3 separate regions of the Homo sapiens genome follow, and all the other regions are linked to region 1. A link is a contact called in ENCODE Hi-C data. All regions are on one chromosome and are shown on one strand. Each heading gives the region's core, a stretch centred on a gene start or an enhancer-like site at or near the end of the contact. The rest is flanking DNA. Distances are from core to core; before and after follow the strand shown.

Region 1 (2,677 bases), core at 51-2,550:
AGCATCGGAACTGCATTCCTACCATGGGGCGGGGGGAGGAGAGAGGGGGAACTCACTCCCGCAATTCTGTAAGTTGTCTTAGACAAGTAAACTTCCATGCGAAGTTTATGATATCCAATCATTTGGAAGTTACTTCCGTGTTAGTGGAGTAACAGAAATAAAACGACAAAGTTAGGACTTCACAGAAGAATTTTCAGCAATACAAAATTAACTTAAAGAATACGATGTCGTGTTCAACTCCTACCAAATAAGGTTAAACTTTTGTTATGGGGAAAATGAGAACCATCAGCCCTGTATACCAAAGAGCAAACGCCAAACGGGAAATTTAAAAATATCAGGATGGTCCATCAGGTGTATGCCTCACAGAATTTAAGAGCTGAACTGATACCATACTTCCGGGGTACAGAACAACTCTCACCCTCATACAAGTAGGAATAGAAAGCAAGTGTAAAATACGGGTCGTCTTCGCCTGTGATCGCACAGTAATACGGGCGTTTTGATCTTTTTTTTTTTTTTTTTTTTTGAGAGGGACTCTCGCTCTGTCGCCCAGGCTGGAGTGCAGTGGCGCGATCTTGGCTCACTGCAAACTCCGCCTCGCGGGTTCAAGCGATTCTCTTGCCTCAGCCTCGGCAGTAGCTGGGACTACAGGCGCGTGCCACCGCGCCCGGGTAATTTTTTTGTATTTTTAATAGAGACAGGGTTTCACCGTGTTAGCCAGGATGGTCTCGATCTCCTGACCTCGTGATCTGCCCGCCTCGGCGTCCCAAAGTGCTGGGATTAAAGGCGTGAGCCACCGCGCCCGGCCCGGCATTTTGATCTTTAGCACAAAATTACTTTTCCCTACCCTGCTTATGCTAACTACAGATTCACCACCTCCCACTCCGAATGTGGCTGCATTTGACGGACGGAAGCAGACATCATTCCTCATCAGTCTAAAAGTACTATGTCGTCAGAAATGAGTCCCGACGCCGACCAGGGAGCTGGCGGTGAAGCGTCGGGCCCCGCGCTGGGACCGCCGGCCGGCGAGCTGGTGCGAATCGAGGCCAGGAACGCGCGCCCCAGCCACCGGCCTCCCCATTCTCGCGTGTAGAACAGCTGCGGGTGTCAGCCCCGGCCGCCCGGCCCAGGCTCGGCAGCGGTCCCTTGCGCTACTAGGACATCCCCCACCCCACCGTGGCGGCACCCGTAGACCGAAGCACACCTGATCTTCTTCACTGATGTCGATGAAGGCCGGGACGCTCATGGTGCAGGCCCGGGCACAGCGGACACTCCACTCGCAAGACCACGCCGACCGGAAAAGGGAACTGGGCCGCGCGACGCTGCTGGCGCAACTGCTTCCGGGTCACCCTGAGCGGCGACCTGTTGGGGCGGGGCCTTGAGAGCCAATCCTATCGCGCGCTCTCGCCGCGGAATGCAGCAGGGCGTGGCAGACGCGCTCGGGCTGGCCTAGTGGGTGGGACTTACTGGGCCTCCACTCAGCGACGCTTGTCGCGGCCTCCAGTTTTCAGGCCCGTGTAGCTAACTGCATTGATGTTGCCTCCCGCTGGCGCCTCCCTAAGTCCACCTTCCCTTGAAATGTTAAGCTTGTTGGGTCTTACCAAGTATGGATGGGTTTGTGTAGACCTGAAACTCTCCTGTACTGCTGTTGGGAACATAAAATGGTGCAGTCACTTTGCAGAGGAGCGGCAGTTTCTGAAAAAGTTCAGTATCCACCCAGCATATGACCCAGCTATTCTTCTACCCAAACTGTATGTCCGTACAAAGACTTGTACAAGAATGTTCATTGCCGCTTTTAAAAAATAGCAGCTTTGGCTGGGCGCAGTGGATCTCACGCCTGTAATCCCAGCACTGTGGGAGGCCGAGGTGGGCGGATCACTTGGGGTCAGGAACTGGAGACCAGCCTGGGCAACATGGCAAAACCCCGTCTCTACTAAAAATACAAAAATTACCGGGGCATAGTGGTGCGCGCCTGTAATCCCAGCTACTCGGGAGGCTGAGGCAGGAGAATCACTTCAACCTGGGAGAAGGAGGTTGCAGTAAGCCCAGATCATGCCACTGCATTCCAGCCTGGGCGACAGAGCGAGACTCCGTCTCATAAAATAAATACACAATTCAGTAGTTTTTAGTATTTTCAGAGTTGCACAACCATCACTACTATTTAATTTTAGAACATTTTCATCACCTACAAAAGAAACTACCCATCAGCAATCACTCCCCAGACCCCCGGCCCCACCTCTCTCCAGCCCCTGGCAAACACTACATTTTGTCTCTATGAATTTGCCTTTTCTGGACATTTCATGTAAGTGGAATCACAAAATACACGGTGGCCTAAGTCAGACTTACTTCATTTAGCATAATGTTTTCAAGGTTCGTCCATGTATCCCTCCTATATTCCTATTTATTGCTTATAATATTGCATTGTTATGGATATACCACATTGTGTTGATTTGTTCATCAGTTGGTGGACACTTGGGTTGTCTCCATTTTTTGGCTATTATGAATAATGTTTCCATGAACGTTAGTGCACAAGATTTTGTGTGTACGTATATTTCTCTTAGGTATGTACCTATGAGAGGAATCAGTGGCTTATTTAGTAAATTTATGTTTAGCTTTTTCAGGAGACAGTTTCCAAAAAGTTAACACTTTATTTTCAATAGCCAAAAAAAAGGAAACAACC
Region 2 (2,677 bases), core at 71-2,570, 4.5 Mb after region 1:
AAAACACTTCTATTCTTCACCAATGATCCATGCAATTTTACAAGCAACTGGCAAAATATGCATATTTTCAGACTGGATTAAGATATTCTCTTAATGTCACTTAATCCAGAAAGTATTTCAGAGACAAATGACTCAATTCTGAATTGCCTTGCCTGTATAGTTCAAGACAAAATTTTGTGTTAGGAATTTTCTGAAAACTTCAGTTTTCTCTCAGAAAAATGAAAATAATATTACCTACGTCTCATGGGCTGTTTTGAGAATTAACTGAGAGACCATATGTAAAGGGACTAATAAAATACCTGGGAAGTCAAAACGTAAAGTACTATACAATGAGTTCTTACTGGAAATAAAGACATCTCGATTTTATTACCAAGACCAGCAGCACACAAATAACCATTTCATTAGCTAAGATACACGTAATACAGCCAAAAATAAGTAGTAGCTTTATTGATCCTCTGTCTAGTGATCAGAAACAATAATATAACATGCATCACATACAGTACACAATACTCCCGATTTTCCTCAACAGGAAATAAATGTCCATAATACAGAGGTTTCCATATATTGTTGCATTTATAATACTCTGCATGGGTATGAGTCATCCTATTTATAAAGTGATATTGAATCCACAAAATATAAGCTCCAAGAGGGAAGAGTTTGATTCCATTGCATACTATTGTGTCTAAAATCTAAATAATTGCTAAATGGATACAATAACAGTAATATATAGAACAATGAAATTCAGATACTGTTATTAAAAACACCCTGCCAAATAAAGTTATTTTAGCAAACGTATTTCCGATTTGTTCCAGGTATTTTCTCTCTTTTTAAAGTGTCTATGCTGAAATAATATCTATAACCTGGGACTTAAAAAAAATCACTTCACCTAATAATAAACCAAGCCAAAATCTTTAAATTTATTTTGTTATGCCATCATTAGACAGAGAATGTAAAAAGTAACCAAACAGAAAATAGTTTCACGGTCAGTACTAATGGGAGTAGGCCTGGAAGTCCTGAGAAATGAAGCCTGAGGCCTCAACCCAAAAGATCTCCAATTAATTCAGGTGAAGAGACCCCACATTTTGGCCCATATTAATGTGTCTGGAAGAAACAGGTCCCTACAACTTCTTGGAGGCCTCACTACTCAGAGAAAAGAAAATAAACACCCAGAACCCATTAATCCACACCCAAACTCCACCTCTCCCCCTAGCAGAGGGCATAGGCCAACCCCTGCCCGCAGCAGTCTCACTCACACCCTTAACTCTGGGACCGGGCCCTGCACCCGCCGGTCTACAGGAGGCCTGGTGATCTCAAGTGGCTGCCTCCCACCAGCAGCTCCGGCCTAGCCCCGCCCACTTTGGCCACCGCCTCCGGAAACGGCCGCGCGCGTTGCCACGGTGACGAGCAAGCAAAGAGCTTCCCCTGCGCAGCCAGGCTGAGCTTCTTGGCGCCAAGCTGCCGCGAGCCGTGACAGCGTCCGACGTGATGACATCACGCGAGCGGCAGCCAATGAAACGAAGCGCTGAGGAAAGTGGCTTGGGTTTGAATATTGTGGTTGAGTCTGAAGCGCTGGGAGGCGGACATTAAAGTGAAGTGGTTGCGGTAACCTGGCCTGGGCCTGAAGTGAGTGAGAGGCACATGAAGGTAAAACTGGACTCTGGGACGCTCCTTTTGGTGACTTGTATTATTGGGAACGGAGGGTCCTGCCGCTTCAGGTCTAGAAGACCAGGTGGGCTTCTTGACAAACACAGAAGCGTTGAGGGGTGGGGGATCAGGGTACCTGGGGAGAAAGTGAAAGGAAAAAGGGATTCGAGAACCTGCTAAGAGCACAGCTCTGCTTGACCGTAATCCTCGACTGCTCAGCTGGAAGGGCAGGGATCTCCTTAAGTCCTGAGAGGAAGTCTTAAGTTTTAAAGGGCATCTTGGCCCCTTTCCCAGACTGGCAGAGAACTTTAACTGCCCAGCACCTTGTAGTGTCAGCTTTTTTCCGGACTCCAAATTGGGAGTGTTTTGTTTCAGACTCACATATAAGCGTACCCAGGGGCTTACCTATCAAACGAGGAGCTTTTGTTCATCACTGCATAAAATTTTTGTCTGAAGAGCTTTAACTGTTAGTCTTGCACTGGTCAATCGGGAACCCCTCCTGAGCCCCAGTTGTAGGTAGCATCGAGATAAAAGCCGCTCTGACTGCCTAACGGGATTGCCGAGGATCAGATGAGGTACGGAAGAGATACTGTTTGGCAAATGCTCTGCAGATGAAATTAAACTGTAAACATTTAGAATCAGTCCTATAGTCTGTTCTTGGTTTCCGCAGGACTTTTTTTTTTTTTTAGGAGCTCATTAGTCACTCAGTTACAGAGAAGCCAAGACTGACTGCTGTTTATTATATGAGAAGAGAGTATTTGACCAGAATGAACTGATTTTGTGGTATAATATATAGTTTAGATTATGGATAATTAGGTAGAAATTTAGGCACTCTACAGATTTTAATTTTTAGTGTCATTCCACCACGTCTAGCCTCCTGTTTCGTTTTTGTAAGGTTTTTATAAACTTTGATGCTAGAGAATGTGATATCCAATGACTAGATAGTGCTTCTTATTAAGTTCATAGTTTGTAAGAACTATTTCAATAAACAAAGATTATCTACAAAGCACAATCACAAAGAAAAAAACTTAAA
Region 3 (2,677 bases), core at 110-2,609, 3.9 Mb before region 1:
CAATCTTTTAAAAGGGGGTTGACAGAACCTGAGAACCAGTGATAAATTCTTCTTAAAAAGAGAAGCATTTTTAATGAATATTGGCAGCCAGAAAGTAGGACATATAGTATTGGTAACATTTATTGAGCCCATACTATGTCCTAGTTTTGGGTTTATTTGTTTGTTCGTTTGTTCCTTGAGACAGGGTCTCACTCTGTCACCCAGGCTGGAATGCAGTGGTGCAATCATGGCTTACTGTAGCCTTGACTGCCAGGGCTCAAGCCATCCTCCCACCTCAGCCTCCAGAGTAGCCGAGACTACAGATATGCACCACCACACCCAGGTAATTTTTAAATTTTGTGTAAAGATGGGGTCTCACTATGTTGCCCAGGCTGGTCTCAAATTCCTGGCCTCAAGTGATCCTCCTGCCTTAGCCTCCCAAAGTACTGGGATTATAGGCATGAGCCTATTTGTGCCTGGCCAGATAGTTTTAAATAATTTCTTTACATATTTTATCTCATCCTTCCAACAACCCTGTGAGGTAGATACTATTATTATCCCCATGTTAATACGAGATGAGAAAACTGAAACAAGTACAGATTAAGTATTTTACCTGAATCACACATTTATTGTAGGAAAAACCGGATTGGAACCAAGCATTCTGGCTTCAGGATACATACGCATGACTACTATCCTGGAAAACCTCCCCTAAGAGGTGGACGATGAACCAAATATGCAGAGGTGGATGAAACTCTTTTGTGCTTCTCCAGCAAAACGCGTGGTACATTCTCTAGACGTTTATGACCAGTTAAACAGGGAATTTAAAATAGTTTTCCCATGACAGAGAAAGACAAAGCGCTGGTGTTCTTGGCAGGAAATTCAAAGAAATATTTAAGGCAAGGGCTGACTCCCTTGGACCGGATGAAGGGGAAGAGCAGGTAATAATAGAGGGTTCTATGGATCGCAGAAACTTCCTGGGCAAGGAGGGTGGAGCTGGGGAGGGGTTTAAGAATTCCTGAAGGTCAAGCGATCTAGCCCAGCTGGGGTTTTCTCCTGCTTGGAGAGGGGTGCTATAAAAGCGCAGTTTGGGATTACTACTGTCGCCACTGCTCACCAAATTAAGTTATTCCGGGAGGGATCTTCTCGTCGCCATCCTCATTCCAACACACACCCATTGACACACTCGGGTTCGGCTGTGCGGTGCAACGAATTCCCAGGTGGGACACCCGAGCAGGAAGAAAGCCAGGCTGCGGGGCTGGGGGCGCCGCCCGGCCCGCGCCACAGTCCGCCTGGAGGATCACCGCCAGGGGGCACTCTCTCCGAACTCGGCCGCTCTGTCTCCTCCCCGGCGCGCTCCCTGCCCCTCGCTCCCCGCAGCCAGCAGAGAAGGCGGAAGCAGTGGCGTCCGCAGCTGGGGCTTGGCCTGCGGGCGGCCAGCGAAGGTGGCGAAGGCTCCCACTGGATCCAGAGTTTGCCGTCCAAGCAGCCTCGTCTCGGCGCGCAGTGTCTGTGTCCGTCCTCTACCAGCGCCTTGGCTGAGCGGAGTCGTGCGGTTGGTGGGGGAGCCCTGCCCTCCTGGTTCGGCCTCCCCGCGCACTAGAACGGTGAGTCTCCTTCAGGCGCCTCCTCCTGGCGGCCGCCGCCTCGCTTCCCAGCGGTCAGGGACGCCGCCCCCCGCCCCTTCGCTCTCGGCAGGTCGGGGACGCAGTCCCTGTCCCCTCGCTTCCCACCAGTCGGGGACGCCTCCCCTGTCCCTTCGCTTTTCACAGGTCAGGGACGCCGCCCCTACCCGCTTGCTTCCCACGGGTCGGGGACGCCGCCCCTGTCCTCTCGCTTCCCGCTGGTCGAGGACACCGTTCCCTGCCCCTCGCTTCCTGCAGGTCGGGACGCAGCCTCTGTCCCCACGCTTCCCACAGGTCGGGGACACCGTTCCCTGTCCCCTGACCTCTGCTCCCCAGGCCTCCTCTTCCTCGCTCATTCCACCCCCTAAAAAACCCCGCGTCGCCTTACTCAACCTCGCTCCCCTCAACTCCGCTTTTTCCCCTTCCCAGATAAGGAAATTGCCTCCTGCAGTTGTCCGCTCCTTGGAGCAAACACCTGCTTAAATTTTTAAAAAATCCTTTACGTTCCTGGCGACTCCGGCTGTCACTGTCATGGGAAAGCTATTTTTGGATTCCCTGTTGAACTCTATAGAAGTCTCAGGCAGCGAGTTTAAAAAAAAAAAAAGGCTCAGATGACACGAATGTTTTCTCCCCCGCCCCTAAACTCGGTAGTTCGAGCGATTGTTCCAGACGCCGGGTTGATAAAGCTGTTCCTAGTATTTGGCTTAAGGGGAACTCCAGCTGAGTTAGGACTGTCTTGAATGTGAACAGAAAGCACCTAAATAAAGTATTAGCAGCTTCGCTGTATGGTATTTAATTGTTTCTTTCTCTGAGAGCAGATTACTATTACTGAATGTCTTGTTACACAGGTTCCATGTAGAAACGAGAAAAACTGGTAAAGAAATTCTGTGTTGGCCTTGTGAACTTGGCCGCTATCATTTCATTCATTCTCCTTTGATTACTAGGGAAGGGAGAGGGGCTTTTCAAATTTTGAGGTTGAGTGTATAGGCAGGAACAATGTGGCCTCTTTTGTGACTCTAGGAAGGAGTCCGGCATGTGGTGGGTACAGGATCACATCAGAGTTTCAGCCTGCATGC

The links. Hi-C counts contacts between places; a loop is a spot of excess contacts on that map. Pooled maps may share reads with other maps.
Region 2: a map of B cell shows a loop between it and region 1 (11-fold over the local background). The contact joins the promoter of METTL15 here to the promoter of EIF3M in region 1. A Hi-C loop is called at or near these places in 5 of 168 maps with a recorded cell type or tissue (B cell, CD4-positive, alpha-beta memory T cell, OCI-LY7 and 1 more) and 12 of 50 pooled maps.
Region 3: a loop to region 1 is called in a map of B cell, with 10 times the contacts of the local background. The contact joins the promoter of TRAF6 here to the promoter of EIF3M in region 1. A Hi-C loop is called at or near these places in 2 of 168 maps with a recorded cell type or tissue (B cell and naive thymus-derived CD4-positive, alpha-beta T cell) and 11 of 50 pooled maps.

The regions. Positions count from the first base shown.
Region 1 is chr11:32,582,454-32,585,130 of GRCh38, reverse strand. It overlaps EIF3M (eukaryotic translation initiation factor 3 subunit M), which reads right to left and starts at 1,300. Exons shown (of 11, transcript NM_006360.6): 1 at 1,202-1,300. The coding sequence starts at 1,243. RefSeq lists enhancers at 1,145-1,294, 937-1,589 and a silencer at 1,455-1,514.
Region 2 is chr11:28,107,031-28,109,707 of GRCh38, reverse strand. METTL15 (methyltransferase 15, mitochondrial 12S rRNA N4-cytidine) reads right to left here and starts at 1,320. Exons shown (of 7, transcript NM_001113528.2): 1 at 1,256-1,320. KIF18A (kinesin family member 18A) reads left to right here and starts at 1,552. Exons shown (of 17, transcript NM_031217.4): 1 at 1,552-1,644. RefSeq lists enhancers at 1,025-1,104, 1,291-1,814, 2,015-2,274, 1,815-2,339.
Region 3 is chr11:36,508,954-36,511,630 of GRCh38, reverse strand. TRAF6 (TNF receptor associated factor 6) reads left to right here and starts at 1,359. Exons shown (of 7, transcript NM_004620.4): 1 at 1,359-1,583. It also overlaps a transcript of RAG1 not described here. RefSeq lists an enhancer at 1,491-1,540.